Regions from separate parts of the Homo sapiens genome. Here region 1 is linked to region 2. Evidence: chromatin contacts called from ENCODE Hi-C or POLR2A ChIA-PET data. All regions are on one chromosome and are shown on one strand. The core of a region is the stretch at or near the end of the contact, and the rest is flanking DNA. Distances in the headings are between cores, read along the strand shown.

Evidence for each region. Hi-C counts contacts between places; a loop is a spot of excess contacts on that map. ChIA-PET counts read pairs that join two places held with the same protein, here RNA polymerase II (POLR2A). Pooled maps may share reads with other maps.
Region 1: a loop to region 2 is called in a map with no recorded cell type, with 6 times the contacts of the local background. The contact joins the promoter of LYL1 here to the promoter of DHPS in region 2. A Hi-C loop is called at or near these places in 1 of 37 single-sample maps with no recorded cell type and 6 of 50 pooled maps. POLR2A ChIA-PET finds 5 or more read pairs at or near these places in 2 of 52 experiments (T-cell and naive thymus-derived CD8-positive, alpha-beta T cell).

The regions. Positions count from the first base shown.
Region 1 is chr19:13,101,588-13,108,200 of GRCh38, reverse strand. LYL1 (LYL1 basic helix-loop-helix family member) reads left to right here and starts at 5,343. Exons shown (of 4, transcript NM_005583.5): 1 at 5,343-5,670. TRMT1 (tRNA methyltransferase 1) reads left to right here. Exons shown (of 17, transcript NM_001136035.4): 13 at 342-450; 14 at 551-627; 15 at 2,595-2,714; 16 at 2,805-2,934; 17 at 3,120-3,294. The coding sequence ends at 3,266. It overlaps LOC105372282 (a long non-coding RNA gene), which reads right to left and starts at 3,785. Exons shown (of 2, transcript XR_001753871.2): 1 at 3,557-3,785; 2 at 3,295-3,393. RefSeq lists silencers at 2,161-2,240, 4,961-5,570, enhancers at 3,601-3,660, 3,572-3,866, 3,801-3,880 and cis regulatory regions at 3,290-3,870, 4,670-5,590.
Region 2 is chr19:12,677,014-12,683,465 of GRCh38, reverse strand. DHPS (deoxyhypusine synthase) reads left to right here and starts at 1,586. Exons shown (of 9, transcript NM_001930.4): 1 at 1,586-1,906; 2 at 3,141-3,305; 3 at 3,544-3,665; 4 at 3,747-3,843; 5 at 3,923-4,009; 6 at 6,070-6,175; 7 at 6,255-6,358. The coding sequence starts at 1,700. RefSeq lists enhancers at 1-365, 889-1,411, 1,477-1,771, 1,412-1,935 and cis regulatory regions at 1,295-1,829, 1,855-2,355.

The DNA.
Region 1 (6,613 bases), core at 4,094-6,593, 420 kb before region 2:
TGGCCAACATGGTGAAACCCTGTCTCTACTAAAAATACAAAAATTAGCTGGGCGTGGTGGCACATGCCTATAGTCCCAGCTATTCGGGAGGCTGAGGCAGGAGAATCGCTTAAACCCAGGAGGCGGAGGCTGTGGTGAGCCAAGATTGCGCCATTGCACTCCAGCCTGAGCGACAGAGCGAGACTCCATCTCAAAAAAAAAAAAAAAAAAAAAAAGAAAAGAAAAGAAATGAACTCTGTAGCCATGAGCCCTTGCCGAAGGTAGTCTTACCTACGCTGGTCAGCTTGGGCTTTGGGGTCAAGGAGTCCGGCATCTCCCTCATAATCCCTGCTGTTCCCCAGGTCGGCCCTCCTCCACGCTGACTTCCGGGTCTCACTCTCCCACGCCTGTAAGAACGCTGTGAAGACGGATGCCCCTGCCTCTGCCCTCTGGGACATCATGCGTTGCTGGGTGAGGGCAGGGCTGACCTCATGCAGGTGGGAGGGCAGGTGGTGGTCACCTGGAGGTCCCTTGGGCCTAGTATTCCCTAACCTCTGACCTCTGCCCCCAGGAGAAGGAATGTCCGGTGAAACGGGAGCGACTATCAGAGACTAGCCCAGCGTTCCGCATTCTCAGTGTGGAGCCCAGGTAGGGGCAAGCACATGCAGGAGCGGCCAGGGCTGCCCACAGACATGGAAGCACATGTGTGTGCAGACAACACAGATGCTGCCCCACACAGACTCGTGCCCATTCTTCAAGTGAGATTCAAAATCTGCTGACTGGGGCTGGGTAGGTGGCTCACGCCTGTAATCCCAGCACTTTGGGAGGCTGAGGCAGGTGGATCACCTGAGGTCAGGAGTTCAAGACCAGCCTGGCCAACATGGTGGAACCCCATCTCTACTAAAAATACAAAAATTAGCTGGGCATGGTGTGGTGGTGGGTGCCTGTAATCCCAGCTACTCAGGAGGCTGAGACAGGAGAATCGCTTGAACCTGGGAGGCAGAGGTTGCGGTGAGTCTAGATCGCGCCATTGCACTCCAGCCTGGGCGACAGAGCGAGACTCCATCTCAAAAAGAATAAAAAAATAGCTGGGTGCGGTGGCTCATGCCTGTAGTCCCAGCACTTTGGGAGGCCGAGGCAGGCGGATCACGAGATCAGGAGATTGAGACCATCCTGGCTAACACAGTGAAACCCTGTCTCTACTAAAAATACAAAAAAAAAAAAAAAAAAATTAGCCGGGCGTGGTGGCAGGTGCCTGTAGTCCCAGCTACTCGGGAGGCTGAGACAGGAGAATGGCGTGAACCCCGGGGGGCAGAGCTTGCAGTGAGCCGAGATAGCGCCACTGCACTCCAGCCTGGGTGACAGAGTAAGACTCCGTCTCAAATAAATAAATAAATAAATAAATAAAAATAAAAATAACTAAATCTGCTGACTGGGCTGGGCGTAGTGGCTCACACCTGTAATCCCAGCACTTTGGGAGGCCAAGACAGGCAGATCACCTGAGGTCAGGAGTTCAAGACCAGCCTGGCCAACATGACGAAACCCTGTCTCTACTAAAAATACAAAAAAAAAAAAAAAATTAGCCAGGTGTGGTGGCACATGCCTGTAGTCCCAGCTACTCGGGAGGCTGAGGCAGGTGAATCGCTTGAACCTGAGGCAGAGTTTGTAGTGAGCCGAGATCGCACCACTGCACTCCAGCCTGGGCGACAGAGTGAGACTCCATCCCAAAAGAAAAGAAAATTAGCATTACCAGCATACCAGGGGTAACTTTTTGTCCATTTTGTTCACTGTCTATTCCCAGCACTGAGAACAATGCAGGCACACAGTCGTTAAATAAAAATGTTTATTAAGGCCAGGCATGGTGGCTCATTCCTATAATCCCAGTGCTTTGGGGGCCAAGGCGGGAAGATCGCTTGAGCCCAGGAATGAAACCAGCCTGGGCAACACAGTAATTAAGACTCCATCTCTACCAGAAAACTAAAAAAATTAGCTGGGCATGGTGGTACCTGCCTGTCGTCCCAGCTACTCAGGAGCTTGAGGCGGAGGCAGGAGGGTTGCTCAAGCCCAGGAGTTCCAGACTGCAGCTTTGATGGCGATCGCACCACTGCACTCCAGCCTGGGCAGCAGAGTGAGACCCTGTATCTTTATTTTATTTTTTTTTAGACAGAGGCTCACTCTCTTGCCCAGGCTGGAGTGCAGTGGTGCGATTTCAGCTCACTGCAACCTCCGCCTCCCAGGTTCAAGCGATTCTCCTGCCTCAGCGTCCCGAGTAGCTGGTATCACAGGCACCCGGCACCACGCCTGGCTAATTTTTGTATTTTTAGTGGAGATGGGGTTTCACCATGTTGGCCAGGCTGGTCTCGAACTCCTGACCTCAGGTGATCCACCCGCCTCAGCCTCCCAAAATGCTGGGATTTACAGGCATGAGCCACCGTGCCTGGCCGAGACCCCATCTCTTTAAAAAAACCAAAAATGTTTATTAGATGAATGAGAGAATCCTGACATGAGCAGACACCTCGTGCTGTGTTGTGGAGGCGGACAGGCCCTGTGGGGAGTGGGGACACACTCGTGTGGCAGCTTCCCCCAGCCCCAACGCCCCACCCCTGCTTCCCTAGGCTGCAGGCCAACTTCACCATCCGGGAAGATGCCAACCCCAGCTCCCGACAGCGAGGACTCAAGCGCTTCCAGGCTAACCCGGAGGCCAACTGGGGTCCCCGGCCTCGTGCCCGGCCAGGGTGAGTGGTGGTAAGGTGGGGGTGGGGCTCAGCCAGGGAAAGAAGGGGTAAAGGGCAGATGGGGTCCCACCTACTCCTCCCCTCGCACAGGGGCAAGGCGGCCGACGAAGCTATGGAGGAGAGACGCAGGCTGCTTCAGAACAAGCGGAAGGAGCCGCCGGAAGATGTGGCCCAGCGGGCTGCCCGGCTCAAGACATTTCCTTGCAAGAGGTTTAAGGAGGTGAGGTCCCTCCTCCCTTTCCTCCACTGCAGGACACATGAGTCTCCCCTTTGGGCAACAGGGAGAGAATTGGGGGAGCTGGGGCCAGGCAAGTGTTTGGGAGTGGGCTTCCCATCCCAGGAAAGGATCCCATCAGGGGCTGCTGAGCTCCGGGCAGGGGTTCACACCCACCATCTTCCCACCAGGGCACCTGTCAACGCGGGGACCAGTGCTGCTACTCCCACAGCCCCCCGACACCCAGGGTTTCTGCTGATGCTGCCCCTGACTGTCCAGAGACCTCCAACCAGACCCCCCCTGGACCTGGGGCTGCCGCTGGGCCAGGCATAGACTGAACCAATAAAGAGATGTCACGTCACCTTCTCCCGATTGCCTGTGGTTTGTGTATTGGTCCATACAGCTGCATGACTGGGATCTGTTCCTCTGGGGATCGTTCGCCCCTGCCTGGCTGGAGTGTTGAGTCTGTATGGGAGGTAGGAGCTGACCATCTGCACAGTGGTCGGCCCCTCTGCAGCGAGGGTCACTGAGCCACCCCAGAGCCGGAGCCAGCGATTCCCGAAGCGGCCACGGGGCGGCAGCTGTGCGCTCGCTCCCGCGGGGGTTCTGCCCCTCTTCCCCCTCCCACCTTCAGCGCTCTCCAGGCCACGGGCTTGCGCATAGTGGGGCGCTCCTGCCCGGTAGCCCCCACGTGTCTTCGCGCCGCTGCCTCCTCGCCGCCTGGTTTCTTTGGCCCAGCTCTCCAGGGGCCACAGTGGCGGAAGCTGGACCGGAACCAGGCGCCCTGTGCATCCGCTCCAGACCAGGTGCTTCCTGCCCTGAGGCCCGGGGCGAGGGGGGCGTGCACACAAAGAGGGACCTCGCAGGCTGCTGCCCAGACACCCAGTGAGGGGGAGCTGTACCCCTCCCTGCCCTCCAGAGTGGGGTTTAGTAACGTTAACGAAGAGTCCTGGGGCAGGATCCCCTCTCTGGCTCCTGCTCCCTTCATCCCCATCTGTAATGAGGCTAATCTTAGGACCCTCCTTGTAGCGATATCAGAGTTAGCGCTTAATTTTTTTTTTTTTTTTTTTTTTTTTGAGGCAAGGTCTAGGTGTGTGGCCCAGGCTGGAGTGCAGTGGCGCAATATTGGCTCACTGCAGCCTCCACCTCCCAGGCTCACGCCATCCTCCCACCTCAGCCTCCAGAGTAGCAGGGACTACAGGCACGCACCACCACAACCAGCTAATTTTTGTATTTTTTGTAGAGATGGGGTTTTGCCATGTTTCCCAGGCTGGTCTCAAACTCATGAGCCCAAGCAATCCGCCAGCCTCAGCCTCCCAAAGTGCTGGGATGACAGGCATGAGCCACCAAGCCCGGCCTTTACTGCATAAAACTTTAGTTCCTGCTTCTTTGGAGGAAAGCAATGGAGGTGTTGATCGTGGGGTCCTGGGCTCCACCCCATTCCTGGGCGGGGGGGGGGGGGGGTTGGTAGTCCTGCTGCTGGGTGCCTGCCTGCCTGGGGGCTCTTGCAGTTGCCCAGATACACAGACGGGCCAAAGCATGAGTATCACAAGTGGGTGGCAGTCTGGTAGCTGCTGCTGCCTGGCTGTGCCCAGAGCCTCTCCCTGTGGGAGGCTCCAGTAGGGTCTTGAGGTTTACCACCAAGCCAGGATAACTGCCCCCCATGAAGGGGCCGGGTGCTGTGGGGTGAGGGCCATGGACCACCAAGTTGGAGTTATGTGATCCTGTAGCCAAGAGGCCTATAGTTGTGGGGACCTGTTGGGCATCTACTGGAAGGTCACACCAGCCCCAGCACCCTAGGAAATCCAACTTCCCCACCCCACCCCTGACAGCCATGGCTCTTCCTCTCACCCTCCTGGGCTTGGAAATGTGTGGATACTGTGCTGAGGGCTTGGGACACCTGCCCAGGCTGGACACCCAAGGCCAGACTGTTAGAACTGTTCCCCTTTGGGTGCCCCACTCCCGGGTAGGGGTGGTGGAGAGGAGGGAAGGGCCTCTGTAAAAAGAGGAACCAGGCTGGGTGAGGAGAGGAGGTGGGGGCCCAGGGTCACGCGGCCCCAACGGGCCGGAAAGGGCTCTCCCTCACCCCCATCAGCACAGACATTCGGGCAGGGAGTGTGCAAAGCCAAAGGGCAGACTCGGACATAAGAGGAGGCAGCTTCCCTGCCTCAGTTTACCCCCTGCGTGCATCCAGGCACCTCCCTCCCCGGCTGCCCTGGGGCCCGGGTCCCCAGAGGCCCGGGGTCCCTACAGTGGCTGGGGGAGCGGAAGGCGAAGCCCTGAGGGGTGGCGGACCGAGTCCTGCCAGCGCCGGCTGGGGGCGGGGCCGGGAGGCCCGCGCTGCTAGGTCCCCGCCCGCTGGTTTCCTCCGGGGTCAGCCAGGCTCCTTATCAGGCGCGGCCAGGCAGCCTGGCCCTTATCTGCACTGGGCCAGCATCCTCCGGCCGCTGCGCCGCCAGGGGTGAGAGGGAGGAAACCGGGCCGCCGGGGGCGGGGAGAAGGCGGGCCGGCCCGGGAGCCGCTCACTTTCCCTGGGGGGGACCTACGCGGAGACCTCGGCTATCCTGGCCTTCCGAGGCCCACGAGGAGGCGCGGCCCAACGCCGGGGCCTGGAGCATTGAGGCCGGACCCTCGCGAGACAGCAGAGCCTGGCCTGACGCTGGAAACCACACCCTGGCCCAGACTGCCAGCCCTGACGGGACAGAGCCAGGGCACTCACCAGGCTGCAAGAACAGTGCTGGGGTAAGAGGGGAGCGGGCCTAAAGGTGGAGGATCCCGGGCCTGGGACCCAGCCTGCATTCCTTTGTTCATTCCTTCATTCATTCATTCACCAGCAGGGACCCACTAGTGAGGGGCCAGGCCTGCTTCCCCAGGGCCTAGCTGAGGAAGACAGGGCAGAGGGGCCAACAGTCTCACACCTTGCTGGGACATCCTGGACTCTGGAACCAAGAGCAAACAGGGATGTCAAAACAGTATGCAAAACTGTGGATGATCGCGGGGCATTGTGGTGCATGCCTGTAATCCCAGCACTTTGGGAGGCTGAGGCAGGAGGATCACTTGAGCCCAGGAGTTCCAGACCACCCTGGACAACAGAGTGAGAACCTGCCTCTACAAAAAAAATTTTTTTTTTTAAATTAGCCGGGCATGGTGGCACATGCCTGTACTCTCAGCTACTCAGGAGGCTGAGACAGGAGGATGGCTCGAGCCCAGGAATTTGAGGCTGCAGTGCACTATGATTGCACCACTGCACTCCAGCCTGGACAACAGAGGGAGACCCTGTCTCTAAAAAAATAAACAAATTTTAAAAAGCGTGGATGCTGATGAGGATGGGGGCTTCCAAGCCAGAGGGAGGGTTGGGGCATGACTGGACTGGACTGGGCAGTGGGGTCAGTGTTTGGGGGTCTAGGGTCAGCATTTGAGGTCATAGTGTCAGTAGTGGGGTCACAGGGTTGCTATGGGGGATGTTTGCAGTGGGAGTGGGGGTCACTCAAGCAATTATGGAGCACTTTCAGGGACAGCAATGGGAAGAACCGCAGGGTCATTCTTGAGGTGCAGAGGGTCAGCCTGGGTGGGGGCTGGGGGCCTTCCGTGAAGGGTCAGAGTCCATCTTGGAGGGATTCCAAGCTCACATGGCATCAATGAGTTAATGAGGAGTCTCTGGGTTGGATCTTTAGATCTGAGGATA
Region 2 (6,452 bases), core at 337-2,836:
TCGCGTCACAGCACTCCAGCCTGGCGACAGAGTGAGACCCTATCAAAAAATAGCAGCAGGCCAGGCGCGGTGGCTCATGCCTGTAATCCCAGCACTTTGGGAGGCTGAGGCGGGCGGATCACGAGGTCAGGAGATCGAGACTACCCTGGCTAACACGGTGAAACCCCGTCTCTACTAAAAATACAAAATATTAGCCGGGCGTGGTGGCCGGCGCCTGTAGTCCCAGTTACTGGGGAGGCTGAGGCAGAAGAATGGCGTGAACCTGGGAGGCGGAGGTTGCAGTGAGCCGAGATCGTGCCACTGCACTCCAGCCTGGGAGACAGCGCAAGACTCTAGCTCAAACAAACAAACAAACAAAACAGCAACAACAACAACAAAACCATCCTCCCCTCCCGAGGGGACAGAACAGAAACGAATGGGCGAGTGCCGGGCCAAGCAGTGGGTCTCCAGCAGGTGGCATTAAAATAGGAATTTTGGCTGGGGACGGTGGCTCACACCTGTAATCTCAGCACTTTGGAAAGCCCAGGCGGGCGGTCACCTGAGGGCAGAACCAGCCTCGCCAACATGGTGAAATGCCATCTCTACTAAAAATAAAAAATTAGCCAGGCCTGGTGGTGGGTGTCTGTAATCCCAGCAACTCGGGAGGCTGAGGCAGGAGAATCGCTTGAACCAGGGGGGCAGAGGTTGCAATGAGTCAAGATTGCACCACCGCACTCCAGCCTGCGTAACAAGAGCGTGTAACTCTTGTCTCAAAAATAAATTAAATAAATAAATAATAAAAATAAAAAAGAATCTTCATTCATGGGAAGTCGAGAACACATGAAAACAAGTAAAGGCCGAAGCGCAGTGGCTCACGCCTGTAATCCCAGCACTTTGGGAGGCTGAGGCGGGCGGATAACCTGAGGTCGGAAGTTCGAGACCAGCCTGACCAACAGGGAGAAACCCCGCCTCTACTAAAAATACAAAATTAGCCGGGCATGGCGGTGCATGCCAGTAGTCCCAGCTACTCGGGAGGCTGAGGCAGGAGAATCGCTTGAACCCGGAATGTGGAGGTTGTGGTGAGCTGAGATCGGGCAATTGCACTCCAGCCTGGGCAACAAGAGCGAAACCCTGTATCAAAAAAAAAAAAAAGAAAAAAAAAGGAAGAAAAGGCCTAAAGGCGCCGGGCGCGGTGGGTCACGCCTGTAATCCCAGCACTTTGGGAGGCCGAGGCGGGCGAATCACGAGGTCAGGAGATCGAGACCAGGTGAAACCCCGTCTCTACTAAAAATACAAAAAAATTAGCCGGGCGTGGTGGTGGGCGCCTGTAGTCCCAGCTACTCGGGAGGCTGAGGCAGGAGAACAGCGTGAACCCGGAAAGCGGAGCTGGCAGTGAGCTGAGATCGCGCCACTGCACTCCAGCCTGGGTGACAGAGCGAGACTCCGTCTCAAAAAAAAAAAAAAAAAAAAAAAGAAAGAAAGGGCCTAAAGGCTCCTCGCGGCTTCCGTATTACGGAACACACGCACAAAAATGGCGGCGACCTGGTTTACAGGGGCTAAAAATGGTCACGTGATAAACCAACTTCCGGTCTTTCGCCCAAAGCACGTTCCCTACTTCCTGTGCTCTTGCGGAGACGCGCGCGTCGGGGTTTAACGCGTTTCTGGGCCGCCGTAAGCCCGGCCTAGGGGCAGCTTTGACTCGAGAGCCGGCTATAGGCGCATGGAAGGTTCCCTGGAACGGGAGGCGCCAGCGGGGGCGCTGGCCGCCGTGCTAAAGCACAGCTCGACGTTGCCGCCCGAAAGCACCCAGGTCCGGGGCTACGACTTCAACCGCGGTGTGAATTACCGCGCACTGCTGGAGGCCTTCGGCACCACCGGCTTCCAAGCAACCAACTTCGGGCGCGCTGTACAGCAAGTCAATGCCATGGTGAGGACCGGGCGGAATTTCTAGGGACGCGGAGGGGCGTGGCTTGTAGAACCAACGCGGTACTAGACGGGGGCAGCGTTTCCAGTGGAGGGGATATGTCTTTTATTTGAGTTGCCCAATAGTTGGAGGAAGGCGGGACCTATTCTGGGCGGGAGTTTCTGTCCTGGGAAGGGGATTTTGCACTCTGGTAGTTACATGCTGGTACGGTAACCTGAGGAGGCGAGGACTGATTCTTGGTGTGGGGGCGGGTTCTAGGTACATTTAAAGCTTTCTGGAATGGGCGGAGCCTGGGGCAAGACAAATTAAGGGAGGATATGGGAGGAGGAGCCTAAGTCTGGGCGGTTCTTGAATTTAGATTTGCTTTTCCCAGCGGGGAAGGGACCGGATCTGAAAGGAGATGCTCTCTGATTCCTAAAAGGGTGGGGGCTGGCTGGGCGCGGTGGCGCATGCCTATAATCCCAGCATTTTGGGAAGCCGAGGCGGGTGGATCAAGAGAAGAGGAGTTCGAGACAAGCCTGGCCAACATGGTGAAACCCTGTCTCTACTAAAATGCAAAAAATTAGCCGGGCATGGTGTTGCGCGCCTGTAGTCCCAGCTACTCGGGAGGCTGAGGCAGGAGAATCGCTTGAACCCGCGAGGTGGAGGTTGCAGTGAGCTGAGATTGCGCCACTGCACTCCAGCCTGGTGACAGAGCGATACTCTGTCTCAAAAAAAAAAAAAAAAAAAGGCCGGGCACGGTGGCTCATGCCTGTAATCTCAGCATTTTGGGAGGCCGAGGCGGGCGGATCACCTGAGGTCGGGAGTTCGAGACCAGCCTGACCAACATGGAGAAACCCCGTCTCTACTAAAATGCAAAAAATTAGCCGGGCATGGTGGTGCGCGCCTGTAGTCCCAGCTACTCGGGAGGCTGAGGCAGGAGAATCGCTTGAACCCGGGAGGTGGAGCTTGCAGTGAGCCGAGATCGCGCCATTGCACTCTAGCCTGGGTAACAAGAGTGAAACTCCGTCCAAAAAAAAAAAAAAAAGGGTGGGGGCAAATCCTGAACGTGTGTCTTGAGATCTGGTCTGGGAAGGGGCAGAGTTTACACAGGAGATGTTCCTTGGTCCCCTGTAGAACTGGTCCTGTATCCCTGAATGTGCAGGGCCTGGGGTGAAATCTGTTTCTGGAGCCCACCTGGAGTCCTGAGTCTGGGATTTAAGGCCAGTGCTTAACTTGACTTGGCCCTTACTCACAGATCGAGAAGAAGCTGGAACCACTGTCACAGGATGAAGACCAGCACGCGGACCTGACCCAGAGCCGCCGCCCACTTACCAGCTGCACCATTTTCCTGGGATATACATCCAACCTCATCAGTTCAGGCATCCGTGAGACCATTCGCTACCTTGTGCAGCACAACATGGTGGGGACCTGGTGAGGCCGTGGCCTTGGCCTCTGGGTCAATGGGCAATGCAGTTATTGATCGTTTAAGTGAGATGGGCAGATAGGGGTCTGTTATAAGCAGAGGAATAGAATCAAGTTTTGTTTTGTAGCAGAGCTCCCTCATAAGAGTCACTGGACAAGGATGAGGTTAGAAGTTCTGCCCAGAATGAGGGCAGGGGCTTCCTTCTTGGGCCAAATTCACTGCCTTGTGGCTGCAGGTGGACGTATTGGTGACCACAGCTGGCGGCGTGGAGGAAGACCTCATCAAGTGCCTGGCGCCCACATACTTGGGCGAGTTTAGCCTCAGGGGGAAGGAGCTCCGGGAGAACGGGATCAATAGGTGAGAACCCTGAGTGGTGTTGGGCAGGGGAGCTGGACCAAGGGTCCTGGGGCCTGATGCCTACATGCCTCCTGTTCTCAGGATCGGAAACCTGCTGGTGCCCAATGAGAATTACTGCAAGTTTGAGGACTGGCTGATGCCCATTCTGGACCAGATGGTGATGGAGCAGAACACAGAGGTGGGGCTGGGGCAACCTGGAGGGGCCAGTTCAGTGGGAGTCAGGGGAGGCATGGCCTGAAGGTCACATCCTCTCCTAGGGTGTAAAGTGGACGCCTTCTAAGATGATCGCCCGGCTGGGCAAGGAGATCAACAACCCAGAGTCCGTGTATTACTGGGCCCAGAAGGTGAGGACCTAAGCGGGAGCAAAGTAGCCAGACTTTGGCATGTGTTAACTTATTTCATCTTTCCAGCCTCCTGGGGATTCAGTACTGTTATTCTCAGCATCCTCACTCTTAGATGAGGAGACTCAAACACAGATAGGCGTGGTAATTTTTTTTTTTTTTGAGACAGGATCTTGCTCTGTCACCTAGGCTGGAGTGCAGTGGTGTGATCACAGCTCATTGCAGCCTCAACCTCCTGGGGCCAAGCAGTCCTCCCACCTCAGCCTCTCGAGTAGCTGGGACCACAGGCACATGCCATCATGCCCAGCTAATTTTAAAAATTTTTTGTAGAGATGGGGGTCTCCCTGTGTTTCCCAGGCTGGTCTTGAACTCCTGGCGTCAGGCAGTCCTCCCACCTTGGCCTCCCAAAGTGCTGGGATTACAGGCGTGAGCCACTGTGCCCAGCCAGGCTAGGTAATTTTGTCTGAAGTCACACAGATAACTAGTGGGGCCTCAGCATCCTTATGCTCCTCCCAGACTATCTCTGGAACAGTAGAGGCAACACTTAGCAACTCTCCTGGGGCCTGGCTCAGGGTCCCACACTCCCAGATGCTATAAAATAAGAGCTACCCACTCCCTTTAATTAGAGAATCAGAACCTGAAAAAAAAAAAAAAAAAGCTACATAGTCTTTTTTTTTTTTTTTTTTTTTTTGAGACAGAGTCTTGCTCTGTCGCCCAGGCTGGAGTGTAATGGTGTGATTTCAGCTCACTGCACCCTCCACCTCCCAGGTTCAAGTGATTCTCCCGCCTCACCCTCCTGAGTAGCTGGGACTATAGGCACCCACCATCATGCCCGGCCAATTTTTGTATTTTTCTACAGATGGGGTTTCACCATGTTGGCCAGGCTGGTCTTGAACTCCTGACCTCAAGTGATCCACCCGCCTTGGCCTCCCAAAGTGCTGGGATTACAGGGGTGAGCCACCACACCCAGCCTACTTACTCTTTCTTTTTTACGAGACAGGGTCTCATTCTGTTTCCCAGGCTGGAGTGCAATGGCACAATAATGGCTCACTGCTGTCTTGAGCTTCTGGGCTCAGTCGATTCTCCTGCCTCAGCCTGCTGAGTAGCTGGGACTACAGGTGCGTGCCACCATGCCTGGCTAATTGTTTTTGTAGAGATGGGAACTCACCATGTTGCACAAGCTGGCTCTTTTTTTTTTTTTGAGACGGAGTTTTGCTCTTGTTACCCAGGCCAGAGTCCAATGGCGCAATCTTGGCTCACAGCAACCTCTACCTCCTGGGTTCAAGCAATTCTCCTGCCTCAGCATCAAGTTCCCAAGTAGCTGGGATTATAGGCATGTGCCACCACCCCTGGCTAATTTTGTATTTTTAGTAGAGGCAGGGTTTCTCCATGTTGGTCAGGCTGGTGTCGAGCTCCTGACCTCAGGTGATCCACCCGCCTCGGCCTCCCAAAGTGCTGGGATTACAAGCGTGAGCCACCGCGCCCGGCCACAAGCTGGCTCTTTAAAAAAGAATTAGACGGCCGGGCACGGTGGCTCATGCTTGTAATCCCAGTACTTTGGGGGCTGAGGCGGGTGGATCACCTGAAGTCAGGAGTTCAAGACCAGCCTGGCCAACATGGTGGAACCCTGTCTCTACTAAAAAAACAAAATGCAAAATTAGCTGGGCATAGTGGCATGCGCCTGTAATCCTAGCTACTCGGGAGGCTGAAGCAGGAGAATCACTGGAACCCAGGAGGCAGAGGTTGCAGTGAGCTGAGATAGTGCCATTGCACTCCAGCCTGGGCAACGAGTGAAACTCCGTCTCAGGGAATAAAAAAAAAGAGAGAGAAACAGCTCAGCAAGCTAAGAATAGGCTGGTTCTTTATGTGCCAGGCACTATACTAAGTGTTTTCTGTGGGTTTTCTCATATAGGCCTCATCTGTGAGAGGTGTTTCTGTTATGCTTATAATTGAGGAAACAGTCCTAGAGAAATTAGGCACCCCATCCACAGTCAGATAGTCATATAGCCAGCATGGAGACGAGGCTCTGAGCTCCAGCCACTGTCCTGTCATGTTCTCTGCAGAACCACATCCCTGTGTTTAGTCCCGCACTTACAGACGGCTCGCTGGGCGACATGATCTTCTTCCATTCCTACAAGAACCCGGGCCTGGTCCTGGACATCGTTGAGGGTGAGGCGCTAGGGCCACAGAGGAGAGGGGAAGGAGGGCTGGCTGAGTCCAAGGCCTGACTTCGGCGCTCTTCCCCCAGACCTGAGGCTCATCAACACACAGGCCATCTTTGCCAAGTGCACTGGGATGATCATTCTGGGCGGGGGCGTGGTCAAGCACCACATTGCCAATGCCAACCTCATGGTGAGTGGGGGTGGCGCTTCGGCCCACTCTGCAGACATGCTGTGTGGTGGGCCTATGCCATGTGCTGGGTAGACAGCATGAACTAGACAGGCCA